Linked DNA regions of Homo sapiens: all the other regions are linked to region 3. Evidence: chromatin loops called from intact Hi-C (ENCODE). Cell type or tissue: PC-9. All regions are shown on one strand.

Region 1 (8,000 bases), 150 kb before region 3:
TTATTCCTTTTCTTCTACCACATGTCTTGAACATTCACATGGGTTAAAGAAGATGGAAACTGATACTACTGACAATCAAGCTGCTTTCTGACTTTCATAATTTTCTTTATATTGTGGATAGCATTTTGAAGGTGACCGTGATTCTGTAGGAAGAGCTGTAATCAATATTTTTCAAACTCTAAGAGTACAGAGGTTAGTAAGATTTCTTTTTTTTTTACTTTTTGTTACGTCAAGTAGCTTATTAAGAAAAAGATTCATGACTTAAATTCTTAATTCTCAGTTGATACAAAGGCTTATAATCATGTGTTTTAAAATTTTGATTTCATTTTCGTTCCTTGAAGGTTAAAGAATGGAAACTGGGGATAAAAATTAATACACTGCAGCTTTGCCAAGGTCTGTGATATGGTTGTAACCTTTTAAAGACTACTAAAGTCATAATTTGAAATTTTTACTAAAATAAAACATATGTGTCTATGGTTTTCAATTGGAGTAGTCTTTCTTACTTTCCCCCTTCCCCTCTTTGGTTCTCCTAACCAGCTTAGAGGACCCAAAGAGAGCTTAGGGATAGACACCAGAATACTCTGTGGAGGTGGAACAACTTAACCTCACTGTTTTCCCTTCCAAGTATAGGAAGAGCAAATAGAGCATAGTAACTGTATCTAAATTCTCTACCTGCTCTTAGCAAAAGCAAAATCCCACAGAATGATTGCCTGCTGTCTTTACCTATTCTTCAAGGAAAACAGGCCACTTTTGGAGACCATAGAGCACCATTTATCTGTCAAATACTTGGAAACTATTTACTTAACGGTCATCAGTAAAAAACCCTAAACAAGGTCATGATATAATTTAAGACCAATTCCCCTACTCTCCCAATAATCACATAGTCTTATTACTTTCAATTTAACTTGAGTCACTATTAAGCAAGTTTACCAAAGTGCCACAAAGTTGATTTTTAACGTTTGTAAAGGTTTGAATGTTTATAGAAGTGCATCATGAAATTTTGTGTAAATCCAGATGAACTGTCATTATAGTACTATAAATTAGAGATAGTCCATAAAGTTGGGTTGAAGGAGATTGAAAATATTTCCTTTGATTAAAAGAAAATAATTAACTAACTTGGGCTTGCTTGTGATTGAAGAGGGAGATTAGATAGTCCTCTGTCCCCCCAAAAAAGAAACTAGCAGAGAAAGACATAAAAAGCTCTTTGGTGTCTGTTCATGTGCTGTACATTTTTTCCGTTTTAATGTCTTGTGTAGATAATTCAAAGTTTGAACTATTTCTTTCTTGGAATAAGTAATAATTTATTCAATATGGTGTATCTCTGAGTTCAATTTAAAACAATCCAACTCAGTAATATTTATTTTTAAATACAAATCCTAACTAACCAATTAATTAATAAAAAGGCAAGACTTACTTGCTGTAGTATTGGTTCTCATCTGTAGAGAACTGACATTGGAGCAAATTTTAAGTCTCCCCTTTGAAAATAAGCCTTGTTAACTGAGGGCGTAATACATTTCCCACAGATTTATCCAGAAACATTTTATTAGAGATCTTATAGTAGTATCTCAGTTCCTACTACAGCTTTCTAAAGGATGAGACTTGCATTTAACAAAATGACATATATAATATTTTTCTATAGTTTTGCAACTGAATTAAAGGAAGGTGATGTATTATAATGTGTAGTGAGGTATAAAGGGCTAGTTCATTCTCTCCCAACAAGAACTTAGAATAAAATAACACTTTTTTTTCATGAGACTTACCTCATTTTTGTTAGGCTATGGCAGTTTTGTCCAGTTCCTCTGTCCCTTGAGTGAATTAGATATTGGTGAATTAATCTCAGAAACTGACCTATAAAATAATGACTCATTATAGATTGGGTGAACTTCTCATTTTATTTAGCTTTTAAAAGTGCTAAATCCTCTCATAAAGGAAAAATTATAGGAAACTATAGCGGTATCCAGATTCTGATGAGCTTTAAAAATTATAAAATATAGCAAATGTCTTCATATTTTAGCCAGAAATATTAGTACACAACCAATATAGAAGTCTTGTTTGTTTCTGGGTTCTCCAGCAGAGACTTTTTGTTTGTGGCTTACTCTGTATAGCCTCATGTGCCTTAAAGGTGGTGAACTCTAGTTTTTGTCAATATCAGGCTTTTCAAAACTCAAAAACAATCCAAATGTTGTAATTTGTTTTGCATAATGCCCATGGAATTGGATATCAGTAAGCAAAGCCATTAAATCGAACCAATCAATGCTAATAGAGTATAAAAACAAAAACCTTCAAATTTTAAGTTTCATTTGTGTAACTTTATTTTCGGCCTAGCTAGATCATTGAAGAGCCTTGAAAGTTATCTAAAGTATGGCTTAATGTATTTTTTTCCCTCTGAAAAAGATCATATGCCAGGATACTTCTTCAAACCAGATCACTTTTAATATCTAGAAAGATAATTTTCAAGGTATAGGCAAAAGCACTTCAAGGACAGAGATTATGTAGCAAGTTGATTCTCTAGGAATTCTTTGAACTCATTTGTGTAATAGCTGGAACACACTCCTCTTCTTTCCTTTAACAAATGAACTTTTAGCACTTCTGTCTTCAAGGAAAAACATTTGTTTGGAATTGAAGGGTACTCGCAGTCCGTTTATAGTTTGGGACAATTAATAGGAAAATCCCCAGTTGCATTCAAATAATAGTGTTGATGTTGAGGGCACTGACTCATTCAGCATGTCTGAACTAGAAGTAAATTTAATTCTGAAAGGACTGTTAGTTAGGAAATAAGTATTTGTATACATATGTACTGTGGTAACTTTGGATTCATTTTAAGTCTGATAAAGTAAGATAAACTTTGTCTTAAAAATAAAATTATGCTAAGTGAATAAAAACTGAGATATTTTAAGCTAGGCATCTTTGTTAGCATAGTATCCGGAACATAACTACTTATAATGCTTAGGTCTTATTTCTTTGGAAAATAAGTTACTTATTCCAGAAGCCTTAGAAGGAATTCTGAAAATTCTTCTAACTGGCCATTAAGAGTAAGGAAGTTGAATGGTACTGCTGAAGATCTGAGTTGACTCACTGAAATTTTATTTTCTTATTTTTTTAACATTAAAATTATTTCTTTTTGGCTCTCCCTCTAGTTATTTTTTAAATTAAGGTAATTACTGTTTTAACCTAGAGCATATAATGGCAAATTAAATTTTAATTTGACACTCATACCGAACTCAGAAAAGCTTGTTTGATCTTCTCTAAATTCTGTATGTAGTACTTTTTTTAATTGTCACATTTCTTTGTTACATCTTTGTGTCCAACAAAACCTGTGGAAATCTGTGTTCATTTTTGTGGTGAGGGATGGGGGTGAAAAAGGGGAGACTTGCTCTAATTATGCATATACATTTGACTATGTAAAGGTAGTTGTAGACTATATGTATAAATAACAAGTTAACACTTAATATTCTAAATTGTTCTAAGGAACAGTGGCCTGAAGCCATGACTAGTTTTGTGGAGCTGCTGGCTCTTTTAACAGTAGCTGACCTATTGGATTTAAACTGAGACTGAAATTGACATTTGTGGTTAGGTTATCTAGCTGAGGCTTTTAACAATGGAGCAGATAATGTCTGTTCCTGTAGTGGATCCATTTAATTTCCTATTTGAGTACTCTCACTTAACAAGTATTATCTATTCTGAACCTTTGTGTTGGGAATTTAAGGACTATTGTCAAAGGCTATTAATGGTAAACAAGTATATGCAAAACAATTCACATATGGGTAAAAATTTCAAATTGTGGGTTTTTGTTTTTGCTTTTTAGTTTCAAAGATTAGTTATGTAGCAGCAATATCATAACCAAAGCAAGTAGGAAGTTGACTGGTTTGGAGAATCTTCAAGTAGTTTTAAATACTGTAATGTATCAGATTGTTAACCAGGATTTTTTTTTCCTGTATTACTGCTAAATATATTACTATATTAATGCACTTTTGTATATATAACTGTCTTCTGTACATTCTGTACTTACTACAGTGTATATAAAGCCTGTTTTCCCTGAAGCTGTGAGGGAATAACAATAGTTGTATCATAAGTCGTTTCTATTTTGAGTTCCTTCTTGTACTTGAAAGTAGTTCAGTAGTGAAATCTAAATGAGTGTGTATGGTTGTAATTAAAACTGGCAATGTGGCAGAGCTGTCTTTTGAAACTGAATACCAGAATGAAAAGTGTTGTTTTGGTTAAGAACTCTTATAATATATTATTTCTTTTGATGTACCCTGAGTTGTTACACAGCCCACTCACTGCTGCTTACTACTTTATACTTCTGAGTCAGCTCCTTTCATGCTCTATCCCAGAATATTTACCAACAGAGGAGAACTGCTCCCTTTTCTGTTTCTCACAGTTTGGTTATGGCTTTATAAACTTTTATTTGGTGAAAGCCCCAGATACCCAAATGTCATTGGCAAAACTTATTTTTTTTTCTGGACAGATCAGATTTCTAGAGAGAGCAGATTTCTAGAGAGATTAGCATTCATAGTAAGTGAAAATTGTCTAATTTTTTTAATCCATGCTATTACTGGGCAGTAGGTCTAATTTTTTTTGACAAAAAATAGATCTATTTTCCTTATATATTGATTTAGAATCTTAAGTTAGAATTTTATAGAAGAAATGTCTGAGCAGTTCTATGTATGGAGGAGCAATTCAGCTTTTCAGCAGCAACTTTATCTTTTGCCACTAGAGGGAGATCTGTGGTTGCTTTCTCCTTTGGAGAATAGCTGCTTTGCTTTTATTTTTAATTTCTAAGGTTGGAATAGAACTTATTCTCAAAATTCCTTTAGTGTTATTAAATATTTTCATTTATTAGTCAAAGGTAAGTTAATTAAGCTTGTTTAATGATGCCAATCTTATGCTTTTCTGTAATCTTCAATTTTTAATAAATGTGAGTTAGATACTAAGTGAAATGTGCGTGTGTGTGTTTCTTCTCTTAGGTACTCTAGAGCTCCATATGTGGCTAGTGACTACCATAATGGGCAGTGCATAATGTACTATCCATTATGGTAGTCACTAGCCACATATGTCTATTTAAATGAATTAAAGTTAAGTAAAATTTAAAATGTAGTTCTTTAGTCTCCTTAGCAATTCTTCAAGTATCCAGTAGCTACCATGTGGCTACAGGCTATTTACTGTATTGAAAAGCATGAGATGTAGAACATTTCCATCATCACAGAAAGTTCTGTTGGACAGTGCTGCTCTAGAGATTTGCTGGTTTATGTAGTGATCATTATCATCATTTTATCAGTGAACAGTAATTAGTGGCTAAAAAACTGCTGCCCACAGTTAACTGTTGTAGGTGATTGGTGTGAGAGGGAGATTAAACTTTTTCTTTTTTTTGAGACAGGGCCTCGCTCTGTCACTCAGGCTGGTATGCAGTGGTGTGATCATAACCCACAACAGCTTTAACCTCCCAGGCTCAAGCGGTCCTCCCACCTCAGCCTCCGAAGTAGCTAGGACCACGGGCACATGTCACCACACTCAGCTAATTTTTCAATTTTTTGTAGAGATAAGGTCTCTACAAAAAATGTTTTTTGTCTAGGCTGGTCTCGAACTCCTGGGCTCAAGCAATCCTCCTGCTTTGGCCTCCCAAAGTTCTGGGATTATAGGTGTGAGCCACTGTACCCAGCCTGTATTTCATTTTCTGCTTCATTAAAGCCACTACCAAATTTGAGAACTTGGTGGTTTAGTGGAGAAATTTATCATAGTGACCATTTCATTTGACTATGAATAAGATTTAATGTTTGAATAATGTGAGAAGTTTGGGCCAGTTTCACAGATTTTATAGTTGCAGAGTGCTGCCATGCAGCTTTCTCTGTGAGTTAGTCCTTCGATGCAAAAAAAAAAAAAAAAGCAATTATAAATGACAGTGCTGTGACACAGAACTGAATACATTTTAGAAGACTCCAGTTGTTTAAAACTATGCTTACAAATAAGTAGAAACGTGAATTTCGGAATCATCCCCTCAGTGTTTGTTTGTTTTTTTTTTTTTGGAGGGAGGTGAGTGGCGATGGAGTCTCACTGTGTTGCCCAGGCTGGGGTGCAGTGGTGCGATCTCCGCTCACCACAATCTCCACCTCCCGGGTTCAAGCGATTCTCCTGCCTCAGCCTCCCGAGTAGCTGGGACTACAGGCATCCACCACCACACCCGGCTAATTTTGTATTTTTAGTAGAGACAGGGTTTCACCATGTTGGCCAACGTGTTCTTGAGCTCCTGACCTCAGGTGATCCACCCACCTCGGCCTCCCAAAGTGTTGGGATTACAGGCGTGAGCCACCGCACCCGGCCCAAAGTGTTTTTTAATAATTCTTGTGAGAGCCTTCATAGTCACTGTTACTTGAGTTGGACAATCCTCTGCCCTCTCACCATCAGTTTGGATCTCATGGTAAGTGAGATGTTTGTATTACAGTATCCTTGTTTCTTAGTAATAAGTTGATAGATACTAGATTTAGGTATAGTGTTGCTTCTCTTTGTAATGAGCAAACATTTTAACATTCCAGTTTATTCCTTTGGTTACCAGGATCCTGTTACATGCTTTTTTATCTTAAAAATATGTATTTAGATTGGATTTATGTATTTTCAACTTTGTATTATAAAGAATTTCAGCTGGGCGCGATGGCTCACGCCTGTAATCCCAGCAATTTGGGAGGCCAAGGTGAGCAGATCACTTGAGGTCAGGAGTTCAAGACCAGTCTGCCAACACAGCGAAACCCTGTCTCTACAAAAAAAAAAAAAAAGCCAGATGTGGTGGCACACACCTGTAATCCCAGCTGCTCAGGAGGGTGAGGCAGGAGAATCACTTCAACCTGGGAGGCGGAGGTTGCAGTGAGCCAAGATCACGCCACTGCACTCCAACCTGGGCGACAGGGCGAGACCCTGTCTCCAAAAACAAACACACAAAGAATTTCAAGTAGAGAGAACAGTAAGATGAATCCACACATACCTGTATCTACTTCAACTCTTCTCACAGACAATCTTGTGTCTTTTACTCCCACCTACCCACTCACCTTACCTCAACTCCCAGTGATACTAAAGCAAACCCCAGGTGACATATTTCATTTTTTAACATGTCAGTATATGATTTTTAAAAGGTAAGGACACTTTTATTTTCTTGGAGACAGAGTCTCACTCTGTCACCCAGGCTGGAGTACAGTGGCGCAATCACAGTTCATTGCAGCCTCGGCCCAGGCCCAAGCAATCCTCCTTCCTCAGTCACCCAAGGTATTGGGACCACTGGGACCACTGATGTGCACAACCATGCCTGGCTAATTGTTTTATTTTTTTTTAGAGATGGAGTCCCTGTGTTGCCCAGGCTGATCTTGAGCTCCTGGGCTCAAGTGATCCTCTTACCTTGGCCTCCCAAAGTGCTGGGATTACAAGCATGAGCCACCACACCCAGCCTTCCCATTTTATATATAATTATGATACCATCATCATACCTCCTTATTTATTATTTATTTAAATATACCTTGTTTATTTATAAATAAAAATAGTTCTGTAATATCAAATATCTGGTCTACCTATTTGAAATCAAAATCATAACCATTGTGTTCATTTCAAAATCATCAAGATTATAACCATTTGTGTTAATTTCAAAATCATTCTGCATTTTGCTAGCACCAAGGTAGAATAGTTATTTTTACTATTACTTGATAGGTCCTGATGGTGTCTTGAGCACATTTTAATTGAAAGTGAGGTATCTATTATTCTTAGATAAAAACATTCCAGTTGTTTTCCTCACTACTTTGTTGTTAAAGCCACAGGATAATTTGAGTAGCAGGCAGGAAAGTAACTGTTCAAGATAAGCTGAGCCAGGTATTTTCTGTCCCACCTTACCTCTGGGCTTAATAATTTTCTTTTTTTTTAGCTGAAATCGGCCCACATGTAACAGATTCAAATACCTAGTATTTATTTTAAAAAAAAATGTAAGGATCCCATGGGGAATATAAGGAAAAATAGACATTTCTAAC
Region 2 (8,000 bases), 72 kb before region 3:
TGAACGTGAAGAAGTCATACAGACAATGAACTCAAAATGTCTATGTGCTGCTTTTAAAATCTACTGCTGAGGTATTTACCTGGCATATGCTATGTGGACAGGTAGAGCTAGTTTTCATTTCTGGCAAGAACAACTGGAAATGCCTGAATCAGAGTTCTATTTATACTTTTGAGGGTGGTGGTGGTTTGAGGGGAGGCAGGGTGGAAATAAAAACTGTAACTCATTTTGTCTGTGCTCTTATTTACTCAAAGAGGCAAGATTTGGGAACTACTACTGTATTCCAATGAGTTGGGTACAAGGTCCTGCTTAGGAGGAGACATGAGATGAGGCCTGTGGATTGTTTGTCATAGGGAGGGTGAATTACAGACTTGGGGCTGGAGTGCAGTTGCATGAATACAGCTCATTGCAGCCTTAGCTTCCTGGCCTCAAGCGATCCTCAGCCTCTTAAGTAGCTAGGACTACAGGTGTGCACTACAACATCTGCCTAATTTTTAAATTACTTTTTGTAGACACGGGATCTCACTCTGTTGCTCAGGCTGGTCTCAAACTCCTGGCCTCAAGTGATCCTCCAGCCTCAGCTTCCCTAAGTGCTGGGATTATAGGCATAAGCCACCACACCTGGCCCTTGGGGCTTCTAAAATGTGTTCTCTGGGCAGCTGGGCGCCATGGCTCGTGCCTCTAATCCCAGCACTTTGGGAAGCCAAGGCAGGTGGATCACCCGAGGTCAGGAGTTCGAGACCAGCTTGGACAACATGGTGAAACCCTATCTCTAATAAGTATATAAAAATTAGCTAAGGTATAACGTGTATAATATGGAAAATTTTAGTACAGAAGCAGGTACAATCCCAGTGGTTGACTTGGGCAATGTTTTAGCTATTTGTCTTCCTGTATTTTAAGAAAAGTGATTTGAACTAGGAGTTAAATAATCATGTACTAATTCAAAATACACAGTACCAGAAATGTGCAAAGTGCAGGAAATCCAATGACAACAAGGTACAGGCTTCTTAATGAAAGAGGCACACTTCCTGTCCTCCAAGTGTTTGTAGTCTAAGACATTTCACCAGACAGCCTCGCTATTTTGCATGAACAAATACATTGGTTTGCCTCACTGGAGGGGGATCTCAGCAGTTCCAGGCTGAGTGGCATCTCAGTCGAGGTTGGATGGTGGGAGCTGGGGGAAAGGTAAGACCAGCCTGGGGCTTAGGATTTGATGGATAATTCCTGAAGTTCATTCACAGAGACAATTGGAGTAAAACGGATTGACCTAACTTGAACTTCTTAAAAGGTGTCTAGACCGGGCACGGTGGCTCAAGCCTGTAATCCTAACACTTTGGGAGGCTGAGGGGGGCAGATCACCCATGGTCTGGAGTTTGAGACCAGCCAGGCCAACATAGTGAAACGTCGTCTCTACTAAAAATACAAAAATTAGCCAGGTGCAGTAGTGCACACCTGTATTCCCAGCTACTCAGGAGGCTAAGGCAGGAGAATTGTTTGAACCCGGGAGGCGGAGGTTGCAGTGAGCCAAGATCATGCCACTGCACTCCAGCCTGGGCCACAGCGCGAGACTTCATCTCAAAACAAAACAAAACAAAACAAAAGGTGTCTAAAATCCAGGTCTACACTTAGTGAATGGATAAATAGTTTACATCTAAAATTTTTTAAATTGGTGACTTTGGATCTGTATCGATAGTCCATTTCTCTTAAAATATATGGTGATACCAGATGTTTTAAAAGAACGTTCTTCTAGGGGATGAATGTTCCCTTTGATAGACTTTAATCTCATGACATCCCCATTTCTCCAGGAGTCATAACCCCCAAGATTGCTCTACCAAGGGAGCTGTCTGCTTTATAATACAGGAGATTCCTACAGAGAATGGTGGTTATCAGAGACTGGGAAGGGAAGAAGGAGGGAAGAAGATAAGTTGGTTAATGGGTACAAAAATACAATTAGATAGAATGAATAAGTTCTAGTATTTGATAGTCCAGTAGGGAAATTATGGTGTGCAAAATATATTGCATACTTCAAAACAGCTGGAAGAGAAGAATTGTAATGTTCCCAACACAAAGAAAATATATATGTTTGAGGTGATGGATATCCCAATTACCTTGATTTAATGATTACGCATTGTAGACAAGTATCAAAATATCATATGCATCCCCCAAATATATACAACTGATATATATCAATACAAATAAAATAAAGGAGGTTCTCCTTTTAGGAGGTGGAAGAATGGCGACTAAAACAGGGTAAGCAATCTATGCTTTCTACTTGTGCTACTCAACTTTTTCTTAGGTTGTGATAACCCTGGGGACTTGCTAAATCCCCTAGTGGTGACCGTTCTTCACTCCATCTGCCTTTCTATCTCACAGCCAGTGCCCTTCTAGAGCTCAGTTTTCAGCCCTGAAACTTAAAGCCCCCACCTCCCGCTTCCCGCCTCCTGCCTCCGCTAATTCCTCACCAGTCCCGGCCACCCTGTTTTATTGCCCACCTGAGTGATAACCAGACTTGAGTTAGGCACTCAAGGTGCCATTTCAGGAGAGTAATAAAGGCTCCTATGATCCCCCCAGTCTCCTTCATCAGCTTTGAGGCTTTAAGGCATGGAGTCTTTTCAACATTCAAATCTCCCTTGAGAGGGGCACGTTCTGCCATCATGCTTATCATCATTATCAATTTCTTACACTCCCACATCTGTTGTGGTGATTATCATCATTATCAGTCTTACACATGAGTGGAAATGAGTGCTTTGGGCAAAAGTATTTGAGGAAGGGGAAAGAGGCCAAGAAGAAAAAGGGGTGTATGGGGAATCGAAAGCACTCCAGCAATAAGGCAAAAGGGGGCCGGCAATGCAGGCCGACACTGAAGCTGAACTTTGAAGACATCACAGTTTTGCTAAGGTTGGAACTATCACTGCATCCCTTTTCTATCCCATCAGGAGGAATCTGCAAAGTGACCTGAAGATTCCCAGGACTCAGCGCTCACGTAGATACCTTCCTCAGTTGCTGAAAAATCCCTGAATTACAAAAAGTAATTTTAGCACGCCCTCAGGTGGCCAAATGGAATACTGTGGCAATGGCTTTTGATGGAAGTTGGCACTCTGGAGGAACATCTCAGAATAGACGCTGGTTCTTGGCAAGCTGCTAGGCACCCGGCAGGGCAACTTGTGTGTAGATGGCACTCTTCCCTTTAGGGCACCGCTTCCCAAGCTGATTGGTATAGCAGCCCTGAAATAATCTTACCAGGTTTATTTTGAATTCTGCATCTCTTCCTCTTCCTCTTTCTCCTCACAATGCTATGTGATATAGGTCTGTTTTTGAAATTAAAGTGAACTTTTTTAAATTTAAAATTATTATATGTTTTTAAACTAACTGCAGCGACCTCTAGTAGCACCAAAGATAATTTGTGTATGGATTTCCCATCTAAAACAGACTAGAGGGACAAAGATGGATTTTAAACTTTTGAATTTTGGGATATTTCAGATTTACAGAAAAGTTGCAAAGATAGCACAAATAATTGCCATTATACTCTTCACTCAGATTCCTTCAAGTTAAAATTTTACCACGTTAGTTTTATCATTCTCTCTGTAATTATAAATATGTATATATTTTTCTAATTCGAATATAAATTATATTCATGATGCTCTTTTATCCTCTAATACTTGTGTGTGTATTTTCTAGACACAAAGACATATGCTTATAGAACCACAATGCAACTATTAAAACCAGGATATTGACACTGATACAATACTATTTTCTAATCTTCAGACTTTATTCAAATTGGCAAATTATCCCACCAAGGTCCTACATAGAAAATATAAATACAGGATCCAATCCAGTATCGCTCATTGCATTGCATTTAGTTGTTGTGTCCCTTTAAGTGTCCTTTCATCTGAAATATTTCCTCAGTCTTTCTTTGTCTTTCATGACCTTGATGTTTTTAAAGAGTATATGCCAGTTATTTTGCAGAATATCCCTGAATTGGAATTTGTCTGATGTTTCCTTATGATTAGCTTCAGGTTATGCATTTTGGGTGGGAATATCACAAAAATTATGTTATTTGCTTCTCATTGTATATGATGTCTCTTTGTTTTGACCACAGGTTTTGACATGCAGATGTCAGAATAGTTAATCTTGAAAACCGCACATTCAAATAAGGTTTCCTGTAGACTCATGGGAATTTGTTATGGGGTGGGACAAAAGCAAGGAACCTGGAGAAATCATCCACTTTCCTTTAATCAATCTGGGAAAGCTTTTTGGAGGAGGTGGGATTTCAGGAATTTCGAGCTGAGACAAGTGGTAATTTTTTAGTGGAATATTTTGATATGTGAAGATCTTAGTTCTTGAGTTCTCAGGGTTTTTTTTTTCCTAATCTTCCCTTGAGAATCAGAAGCCAAGGCTCCTGTGTTTTAGTTTAATTGCTGCATGACACTGGGGAACAGCCAGGTGGTTCTTTTCCTGATTCCCTAACCTGGGAAATGACGATTACTCACATAGGTGGGGAGCCCTTTGAAAGGTTTGTCTGGAGAAAGGGATTGAGGACATGAATGTTCGTAAGCCAGATTCGCTGTGGCACCTAACTGAACTTGCTCCTCTGGGCTCTTGTTCTCTACTACAATCAAATTTAATGTGTTTCTCTATAGTTTTTTATTTTATTTTATTTTATTTTGAGACCAGGTCATGCTCTGTTGCCCACGCTGGAGTGCAGTGGTGCCATCATAGCTCACTGCGGCCTTTAACTGCTGGGCTCAAGCCCTCCTCCTGCCTCAGCCTCCCAAGTAGCTAGGACTACAGATGCATGATTACCACCATGCCTGGCTTTTTTTTTATTTTTTATTTTTTTGAGACAGAGTCTTGCTGTGTCGCCCAGGCTGGAGTGCAATGGCATCATCTTGGCTTACTGCAACCTCTGCCTCCCGGGTTCAAGCGATTCTCCCTCGTTCAAGCGATTCTCCCACCTCAGCCTCCCCAGTAGCTGGGATTACAGACACATGCCACTGTGCCTGGCTAAATTTTGTATTTTTTTTTGTATTTTTTTGTATTTTTAGTAGAAACGGGGTTTCACCATGTTGGCCCCAAAGTGCTGGGATTATAGGCATGAGCCACCACATCTAGCCTTTTCAATAAATTTCAAAAACAAGATAAAAGAAAAAAGCAAGAGGATTTTTGTTTGTTTGTTTGCTTGGTTGGTGGGGTTTTTTTGATAGTTTTTGAGACAAGGTCTCACTCTATCGCTCAAAGCAGAGTGCAGTGGCACAATCACAGCTCACTGCAGCTTTGACCTCCTGGGCTCAGGTGATCCTTTTGCCTCAGCCTCCCAAGTAGCTGGGACTACAGGTTTGTGCCACCATGCCCAGCTATTTTTTTTCTAGGGATGCGGTTTCGCTATGTTGCCCAGGCTGATCTCGAACTCTTGGGCTCAAGCCATCTACCCGCCTAGACCTCCAAAAGTGCTGGTATTACAGGTGTGAGCCACTGCCCCCAGCCGAGGATATATATTTTAATTCAATGTGGTGGTTCAATATTGTGATTCTTTAAGAGAAGCAGGAGGATATGAACAGGGAGGAACTTAGAGAAAGCTTCAAATCTGACCATGTGTTAGTTCTTCAGGAGGCTGGGAAATTCATAGATGTGATGGCTTTATTGATGTGGGAACTCTGCTAGGCTATAGTTCCCAGTTATTCAATCAAACTAATCTAGGTGTTTCTGGGGAGGCATTTTGCAGATATATTTAAAACCCATAATCAGTTGACTTTAAGTAAGGAAAATTCCCCTTGGGTAATCTGGGCAAACCTAACTGAATTTGTTGGAAGGCCTTAAAAGCAGGTTTGAAGTTTCCCTGGAAGAGAGAAAAGAATCTGCCTATTCCTGTAGGGGTCCCTACTGCTCATTATTTCCCCTTCCTGACTGCTGCCCTATGGTTTTGGACTTGCTTAGCCAATGCCCATATCGCATAAGCCAATCCCTTGTAATGAATAATACATATATCCATCCTAAAAAATAATAAGTAACTAAATAAAAAACATCGCCCCAAATTTCTAGTTCCTGGTTTAAAGTTCAGAACTATATCATGACCACGCACAGAGGCTCATGCATGTAATCCCAGCACTTTAGGAGGCCAAGGAGGAAGAACTGCTTAAGGCCAAGAGTGAGACCAGGCTGGGCAACATAGCAAGACCCTGTCTCTAAAAAGAAAATGTTTTAAAAAATTAGCCAGGCGTGGCCGAGCACAGTGGCTCACACCTGTAATCTTAGCACTTTGGGAGGCTGAGGCAGGCAGATCACCTGAGGTCAGGAGTTCGAGACCAGCCTGGCCAACATGGTGAAACCCCGTGCCTACTAAAACTACAAAAATTATATGGGTGTGGTGGCGGGCACCTGTAATCCCAGCTACTTGGGAGGCTGAGGCAGGAGAATCACTTGAACCCTGGAGGAGGAGGTTGCAGTGAGCCAAGATCGTGCCATTGCACTCCAGCCTGGGTGACAGAGCGAAAATCCGTCTCAAAAAAAAAAAAAAGCAATTTATTTAAAAAATGATGACACTATATTTATCTGAGGTATGCTGTTTTCACCTAACAGATTTCTAACATGTATACATTTTGGTGTGAGTAGCTGATGTTATTCATTTTTACTGCTATGTATTATTACATTATTTGAATGCACCACCATTCCTTTATCTATTATCCGATTTATGGTTATTTTATTTGTTTAGAATTATTTGTTATTCAATCAATAACTCTTTGAAGCTTTTCATACATGTCTACTGGGTCACATATTTAAGGGTTTTTCTGGGTCAACACTTAAGATTAGAATCCCTGGGGATTATGTTGTAAATCCGGGTTGAATTTACAAGATATTTATACAGTAGTAATATCAATTCACTTTGCCTTCCTTAGTATAAAGATCTAGATCTTTGCCAACAACATGATATTATCAGGCTGTATTAGTTTTCCATTGTTGTCACAACAGATTACCACAATTTAGTGGCTTAAAACAACACAAATATATCCTCTTAGAATTCTGGAGGCTGTAATTCCGAAGTCAGTTTCACTGGGCTAACGTCAAGGTGTGAGTAGGGCTGATTTCTTCTGGAAGCTGTGGGGGAAATACCAAATATCTGTTTCCTTGTCTTTTTCAACTTCTAGTGACTGTCTATATTGCTTGGCCTGTGGCCCCTTACTCCACCTTCAAAGTGCATTGCTCTAATCTCTGCTTCTGTCATTGCATCAGAAAGATGTTTGTTTGTTTGTTTGTTTTTAAATAACAGCAACAGTCATAACTTTTTAGGCTCCAGTGCTTAGCTGCATGTGCCATTTTTTTTCTTTCTTTGTTTTTGAATTTTGTTGGCTGTTTTGGGATCCCATAAGTTTTGATCTGCCTAAAATTTATTTCTAAAGTATTTCCTGAGCTGTGACTGGTGCTATAGAACTGCACTGACCATTACCTAAAGATGTGGAGTGCTTCTGGCCACTGACCTTTTAAATGCCATAACAGCCTGATTGAATATTTGATTGCTTATAAACCTCTCTCTGGCACTGCACTTATAATCTTGAACTTTTAATATTCTGACACTGTGAATCTTTAATCAGGTGTGACTGTCATAACAAGGCAATGTAATTTTCCAGTCTTTGCACAGATGTTTTCATAGTTTAAATAGAGGTGCTTATAATATTAGTCTACAAAGGAACTTTTTGCATCAACCAAAGATCAGAATAAAACCACAGCAGATTAAAAGAAATATATTTTCACTGGATGGGTGATGAATACTACCCTGATAAATGACCTGGTTTATATAGTTAGTAAATTTATTTAATAATAAATATTATGAATATTAAATATGTTTATTTACTTAATAAATGTATTGAGTCACTATTCTGTGCCAAGCATTGTACTATGGGTTTTGATATGATGTTATATAAATACAGGTAAGACACAAATGAATGAATGTTTACAATATGGGGCATGTAGCAATGGGGGTAAACATGAGGTGCTCTGATACCTAATCT
Region 3 (8,000 bases):
TGGTTGCAGTTTAAAAAATTTACATGCATTAAAACCCACTTATGATGTTATAGTTCTATGGGTTTTGATAAATATATGTAGTGTGTGTCCACCAATACCATACAGGACACCATCAACTCCCCAAATCCCTCATACTGCCCCATTAGAGTCCAACTTTTCCCCCCACCCTTCACCTATATTCCATTCATATGGTTTAAGTAGTAGGATGTACCATAGTTTAATTATTAACTTGCTGAAAGGCCTGTGAATTGGTTCACCTTCTTGTCTATTATGAATAAAGCGCTTTAAGCATTCATTTATAGGTTTTTGTGAGAATATAAGTTTTCGTTTCTCAGAGTTAGATACCTACTGGTGCCACGAGTAAGTTTTAAAAAGTATTTATTCAAATATCCAGAAAAGTAAAGGAAAAACATGTATTTAGAAATATTGGGCTGGGCATGGTGGCTCACGCCTGTAATCCCGGTACTTTGGGAGGCCGAGGCAGGCAGATTGCTTGAGGTCAGAGGTTTGAGATCAGCCTGGCCAACATGGTGAAACCCCGTCTCTAATAAAAATACAAAAATTAGCTGGGTGTGGTGGTGGGCACCTGTAATCCCAGCTACTCGGGAGGCTGAGGCAGGAGAATCGCTTGAACCTGGGAGGTGGAAGTTGCAGTGAGTCAAGATCATGCCACTGCATCCAGCCTGGGCAACAGAGCAAGACTCCGTCTCAAAAAACAAACGAACGAAAAAAACAAAGAAATATATTTCAGTACTACCACTATTAATCCTATATCATTTCAGTGTAGTTTCATAACTTTTTTTTAATTAAAGGAAGGCAAGGGGTTATCGGATTCAAACTGGAGTGTTTCGTAACTTTTAACTTCGTATCTCTATCACCATTTACTTTCAGAATCTTTTGATTTTGGTCAAACTGGGTACAATTCTGGGTTCTCCCAGAATTTCTGTCATGTAATCTTACCGGTGATCTAACATGATATATTCGAGCTTATTGTTACATGGATTAGGATAGGCTGTGGTTCACACCTTCCTTGAAGTAAGTGTATATGGGTACAACGTGGGTAGCCTTTAAGCCAGGTACTGGCCCGGTTTACTAGCCCGTAAAAAACATCACCTTTGTAATGATGAAGATGCCCTTTGTGCAGTCAGAATCAGCAATGACCTACCTGGTGTTAATTGAGGGATTGAGGGTCTTCCTGAAGAACCCCTGTCCTCATAGATCAAACCTGTCAGCTTGCTACAGAACCTGGAGTTGCTGTCATTGGCATCGCCCTACTGGGCCAAGGCTCTATCATTGTCTTCCGAAGGTTTCTGCTGAAAACACACATTTGTAAGCTGTGAGGGAAGACGTTAAGCACATTAGCTAGCTGTTACCTCAGTGAGATCGTGGCTCTGATCTCTGAGATCCCTCTCTACTGGTACCTTCTCTCAGTCATCAAACACTCATCTCCGTTTCACTAAATTGTGAACTCTTAGATTGAGGGCAGAGTTCATCCGTAATTCCAGTGCCCGTCACATACTAGGTAGTTTATATATATATTTCTTGCATGGATGAATAAATGCTTGATGGCTATGTGATTCTTGAGGATAGAGGGTGGGGTATAGATGGTAGGGACAGGCTTCTCATATGTGGCATAGCCAGGAAAAGGCAAGGCTAGGTGGAAGGGCATAGGAGGCTTCTGGGGTACTATAGAGCAGCAAGATGGTACAGGTCTGCGGTGGGAGCATTGTACAATTAAAAATGGGAACTAATTGAATGAAGCTTCAAAGTTCAAAGCTTTCGAGAAGCTGTGGATAAGGGAGTACGCTATGGAAACAGATAGAATAGGTTATACTCCCAGTGTAGCTACTTCCTATTGAAACGTGGCTTTTTTTCAAGTGGGCTGGGGACCAACTTGGAATGGGATGTTTGAGTAGAAGAATGACATGATCTAACTTATTTTAATAGGATCACTTTGGTTACAGTGTTGGGAGGAGAATGAGATGGGAGGGCTAGGACAGCACTGGGGCATTAATAAAGAGGTTATTACAGTAATCCAAGCTACGCATGAGTGTGGCTTGGACCAGGCTAAATGCATTGGAGGTGGTGATAAGTGGTCAGATTTAGCATATATAGTGAAGGTAGAACTGTCAGGATTTAATGATGGATAATACTAGATCTCTTTCCTCTACGCCTAACAAAAGAAAACAAAACACTTTGTGATGGCTATAAATTAGAAAATAGAAGTTGATGCTAGTGATTTAAACAGAGCTTATTTCCCAGTAAAGCAGAGCTTCCTTGATGTTGAGGCAACCTTGGGTTCAGTAAGCTTTCAAGTCCATGTTTTCCAGCCGCCTTCTATAAGGAGCTTCAGCAGAGTGGTATTTACATTACCTCTTTTCCTGTCGATGGAATCTGTAGCAAACAGAGCAGCATGTATAATTTTATCACACTTGAGAGCATTTCTGACCATGGATCTGTCACTCCTTACATAGGGAATAGAGTTTTTTTCAGGATGTACTTCTTTCAGGGAAAGCCTTTACCCAGTGAGGTAAATATGCTATGAAAACAACCTGATCAGATAAGGGTTCAAGGACCTCTCTCTATTCACCCATGTAAACATACTCAGCTTCATTTATTTTAAGTGCAGTTTTCTGGCCCCGATAAGAGAGGACAGCCTTGATTAACATAGCAATTGATATTCTATTCCCTGGATAAGATATTCATTGTTGAACTTCTTCTATTGGTTTTATAAGATGATTTTATAGGATTGTGTAACAGTTGCACTGAGAGGATATTTAGGAGTAGGGAAGCCTCTGAGCAAAGTATCCTTACGCTACTCCGCTACTCCGATGAGAAACTTCTTAATTCATTAGCACCTCTAAGAATAGCGCCTCACCCACTGCCCACTCTGACTTAACTAGGCATACAGGCAGGAAGGGGAGTGTTGGCAAGAGGACTTGAATCCCTCAGAAGATGTATAGTCTCATGATTGAATCTAACTGTGATTGAAAAACATAATCGACCTTCAACCCTGGGTCAGTGGTAGCATCTGAGAGCAATCTCTGGGACATCCGTGTCTGGGGAGGTCACCAGGCACAGTGGACAGATGCAAATGGCTTTGGGCAATTTGGTTAAAATCTCTCCTTTGCAGGGATGATATTTGATTCATTGGCCATTTCTTTGAGGCAAGTGACAAAGAAGTCATGATTTCTGTCAGCGTGCCTACCCACAGGGTAGTAGCCAGAGGCTGAAGCTGGCAGGCAAGAGGGTGCCTGTCAGTGAAATAGTTATATCTCAGTTTGAAAACTCAAGGGGAATTCCATTTTGATGGGCTCCTCTTTACACAGAAGTAAAATTTCCAGAAGTGGAAAAGTGTTGAAGATTTAAGTGATATTTCTGGATCTTTATGTCTTTTGTTGTGCTTCAGTGTATTCTGAAAATTATAACCAAAGGTTTTCTCTTCCATCATTATTCAAGTAGATTAGAATTCACAGTACATTCATAGGGCATATTACTAATTTCTGGAAAATCTGTTTTTACAGTGTAAATTTTATATATTTTACTGAGTGAATGTCTAATATATTCAGAGCCAGTTTATGAAGCAAATAAGAAAATCAGCCAGGCATGGTGGCTCACACCTGTAATCTCAGCACTTTGGGAGGCTGAGGCAGGAGAGTCACTTAAGGCCAGGAGTTCAAAACTAGCTTGGGCAACCCCTTCTCTACCAAAACAAACAAACAAACAAACAAACAAAAAACTAGCCAGGCTTGGTGGCATGCACCTGTAGTCCCAGTGATGCAGAACAGGCAAGTGCCAAAACTGGGGCTTAGCCCAGAGTTCTTGGCTTTTGCTCCTGAAAGAATTCAAGTGTGAGCCAGTGGTATTAGACAACAGTCTTTTATTGTTGTTCCGTGTTCTTTGTGGGCAGTGCACCCGGAGTCAGCAACTGTATTTGTACTCACTTATACCCACTTTCAATTACATGCAAATTAAGGGGCAGGTTAATGCAAATTGAGGGAGCGGGTTATTTATAACTTTCTAGGAAAGAGGTAGCAACTTTTGCTTTGTTGCCATGGAAAAGGCTGTAACTTCTGGTTTGTTGCCATGGCATTTGTAAACTGTCATGAGGCTGGTGGGAGTGTCTTATGTTAATGAACAATGAGGGCCGCTAGGGATCGTGTTTGTCGCCATCTGCTGGTTTCTTCTGGTTTTTCCACTTTATCCTGTCTGGATCACAACCTGTTTCGGTCAGCAAGGTTGTGACCAGAAAACAAGTTTGTCCAGCCTCCTACCTCACCAGCCACTAGGGAGGCTGAGTGGGGAGGATCACTTGAGCCCAGGAGTTCAAGGCTATGACCGCTTCACTGCACTCCAGCTTGGGTGACAAAGTGAGACTTTGTCTCAAAAAAAAAAAAAAAAGAAAAAAGAAAAGAAAGAAAATCAGTCTTGTGCCTTTATGCTTTCTTGATATATAGAGAATAAAACAATATGGTCCAGAAACAGGCAGTGAGAAACACAAGGCCTCTGGATGATAAAAATACTTTCATTCATTCTATGTTTAAGTATTTGTTGAGCATTTATTAAGTGCTAAAGATGTAAATATAAATGTGAGCAAAACATAAAAAATCCTGCCTTCTTTTTATGTTCCAATGTGTGTGTTGGGGTGGGGATGTGAAACAGACTATTAATAATAAATGAGGCAACCTAGAAGATGATTTTCATAAACAGAAAAATGCTATGGAGAAAGATGGGATTTCGTGACAGAGTGACTTGTTTGCTTGTGTGATGAAGACAGGCCAGAATCAACAAGGTAGTCAAGGAAGGCCTTTCTAAGAATAAGATATTTGAGTTGAGATTTAAACAAGAAAAAGGAGTGGAGGGTCAGGAGAAAGAACTTCAGACAGTGGGATTAGCAAATTCAGAGGCCCTAAAGTCAGAACCACCTTGGCTTGTTTGGGCAAGAGTAGTGATAGCTTGGTCAGTTAGGCTGTTTTTGCAGTGGTCTAGGCCTGTGACAATGATGGCTTGGACTAGAGTAGGAGAAATGGAAATGGAAAGAAGTGAATAAATGTATGATATATTTTGGATGTGGAGTTGACAAGACTTGCAGGTGGATTGGATATGGAAGGTAAGGGAGAAAGACTTAAAGAATAACTTCTAGGCTTTTGGATTTAGCAGCTGTGTGGGCAGTGGTGTGCCATTAGCTGAGATGAGGACTCGAAGAGAAATATGTTGGGGTGTGAGTGGAAATCAAAACCTGCTTTATACATGTTACGTTTGAGATGCTGATTAGACACACAGAAGTGTTGCCAAAAAGTCCTCAGGTCCTCTGTCACAGCAACTTTTCTTATTTTATGCACAGATTAAATGAACTTGGCTTTCTTTTTTTTTTTTTAAACCCACAAGATTAAAAGCTTGGCATCTCTTTCTCTCTTGCACATCAGATTCCATATATCAAATTGACTACTGAAAATATCCACCCAAACCTAACTTGTTCAAAGCTAAAGCTGTTATCTTGTTCTTCACACTTGTTCCTTCTGTATTTTTTTATCCTGCTCAGTGATTCCTTTGTTTGCCCTATGACCCAAGCTTATTTCTAGACTCTATCCCTCCCTCACCCCAACATTCAATGCATTACTAAGTTGTGTTGAAAAATGTCTCCCAAATGTCTCTCTAATCTGTCTCCTACTCTCCATCTGAGCTGCTACTACCATTCAAGACCATGTTACCTCTTGCCTGGATTACCATATCAGCATATGCTGCTGTACCATTTTAGTAAATCACCTTTAACCTCCTACATTTTGAGTAACTTCTGATTTTTCTTCAAAACTCAGTTTAGCGATAATTTCCTGCAGGAAGACTTCACTGACATCCCAAGTCATCCCCCATCCTATCTAGATTAGGTAACCCCTCTTAGATGTCCCTATAGTGCCCTGCGTTTACTTTTATCGTAGCACATATCACACAGTATTATAATTGCCTCTTTACTTATCTGACTATTTAACTATACTGTGAGCTCCCAGGTGTCAGAGACTGTTTCTCTTATTGTCATATCTCCCATGTCCAACATGGTGCCTGACACATGATTGGCACTCAGTAAATGTTTTTCAACGAATGAATGCTTGAAGCAAATTAAAAGGAAAGGCTGCTTGAAGGCAAACTGACAACAGTAAGAGATGGTAGTTTATATTTCTGTAAGTGAGGAAGTAAACAGCAAAATAAGCCATAGAATCTCAAAAAGTACCATAGTCTAGGGGCACTTAGCATAAGAACAATTAATATTATAATCTTGTTTTGTATTACAAATTTATAGGATAATGCAATCATTTCCATTCATTGTAAAGACAGTGGTGCATCCAGAAAAGACTAAATTGTATTTAGTAGCCTTTGGTTAAGAATGTTTGGGGGTATGCACTACATAATAAGACTTAGGAGTTAAGACTGACCCAGGATCTACATCAAACCAGGTTGGGGATAAATGATTATATAATACATCGACAGTTTAACACAACCAGTTCTAGAACTTACATGTTTCCCTGCATATTGATTTATAGTTTTGGATATATGTAGAAAATATTAGAACTGAAGCCCAAGCCATCATTCTATCTTTTTAGAAAGGTAGTATTGAGTCCACTTTCTGAAAGCATCCAAAAAGTCTCTCATATACTAGACAATTAAAGACATTTTCTCTAAATAGAAATATTGGCTTTGCTGAAGCCAAGGTGTGAATGTGGAAACACCTGGTCACCAGCCTATAACCCCAGAAATGCCTGGAGTGTTTGCACAAGTGCCTCATAGCAGGAGTGGTTTTAATATGATGTGAGGACTGCATAACATGAGGAGGTTGGCGATCTCTCTCCACCATGCCATGTGGGCCAACTGGGGCCGTATTTTTGAGTACTAGGTAGAAATGAGAGCCCTGTGGGAGTGAGGGAATAGTCCTGCTGAGTCCTCAGCAGTACTCAGACACCTGTAAGATGCTCACCTGGAATGGGCTTTCAGGATGAAGTTACATTAAGGCTTCAGCATAGAATTATGTGGCTTATGAATATATTTGTTTCAGCCAAGTGTTTCACCTCTGATGGTTACTAATGGATATGCTAATTCTAATCAGAACAGGACTTTTAAAGGAACTATCAGAATGCATTTCATGTTTTGCACTGGAGAAATGACAATATTTCTTTCAACTGAGATAGAAACCAAAATATTTCAGTCGCTCCTGTGACACTAATGAATCACAGACATGGTGTGCTTGCCAAAGACACAGAAGCAAAATATATTCTTTGTTCTGCCTGAAACATGTCAGGATAGTAGTAGATTTTTGTTCTGGTTTCAACTTTCAATGAGTGAATGAGTAAGAAGTGTTTCAGAAGTTTTTTGGTAAGATGTCTTCTGCTCCCTCCTGAAATTCTGAAAACATTTTCTCACAGAAACAGTGTTAGAAATAGTGTTATTTGCTGGGCACGGTGGCTCACGCCTGTAATCCCAGCACTTTGGGAAGTGGGAAGATCGCTTGAGCACAGGAGTTTGAGACCAGCCTGGGCAACACGGTGAAACACTGCCTCTACAAAAATACAAAAATTAGCTGGACGTGGTGGTGCGTATCTGTATTCCCAGCTACTTGGGAGGCTGAGACAGGAGGATCTCTTGAGTCTAGGAGGTGGACATTGTAGTGAGCCAAGATCATGCCACTGTACTCCAGCGTGGGAGACAGAGCCAGACTCTGTCTTGAAAAAAAGAAAGAAAAGAAAGAAGGAAGGAAGGAAAGAAGTAAGGAAGGAAGGAAAGGAGGAAGGGAGGAAGGAAAGGAGGGAGGGAGGGAGGAAAGGAGGGAAGGGAGGGAGGGAGGGAAGGAAGGAAGGAAAGAAGGAAGGAAGGAAGGAAGGGTGTTATTTCTGCCAGTCTGAAAAATCCACTAAAATCTATCTGTATATAAATTGAATCAACTGTTTGTTGAGCACGTATTTTGCTTTTGCACCAACCTATATTAATAATAGAATTTAACCTCAGGGAGGTTA

What was found. Hi-C counts contacts between places; a loop is a spot of excess contacts. Peaks named below come from ENCODE experiments on the same cell type or tissue, not always from the same donor. Only the 100,000 strongest peaks of a DNase experiment are listed, where the experiment ranks them.
Region 1: it touches region 3 in a loop (6-fold over the local background); 23 of 110 quality-filtered maps call a loop at or near these places.
Region 2: a loop joins it to region 3, with 3 times the contacts of the local background. A loop is called at or near these places in 4 of 110 quality-filtered maps.

What each region holds. Positions count from the first base shown.
Region 1 is chrX:104,190,963-104,198,962 of GRCh38, forward strand. FAM199X (family with sequence similarity 199, X-linked) reads left to right here. Exons shown (of 6, transcript NM_207318.4): 6 at 1-4,940. Among named protein-coding and RNA genes, the nearest start is that of FAM199X, 29 kb to the left of the region's middle. In PC-9, CTCF peaks have their summits at 4,721 (motif pointing right) and 4,927; no DNase peak of the experiment used is centred here.
Region 2 is chrX:104,268,063-104,276,062 of GRCh38, forward strand. No RefSeq gene overlaps it. Among named protein-coding and RNA genes, the nearest start is that of ESX1, 17 kb to the left of the region's middle. RefSeq lists a silencer at 3,087-3,271. In PC-9, CTCF peaks have their summits at 3,033 (motif pointing left) and 3,236; DNase peaks (open chromatin) are centred at 99 and 3,049.
Region 3 is chrX:104,339,713-104,347,712 of GRCh38, forward strand. No RefSeq gene overlaps it. Among named protein-coding and RNA genes, the nearest start is that of ESX1, 89 kb to the left of the region's middle. RefSeq lists an enhancer at 3,319-3,819. In PC-9, CTCF peaks have their summits at 4,158 (motif pointing left) and 4,359; a DNase peak (open chromatin) is centred at 4,109; H3K27ac peaks cover 376 bases.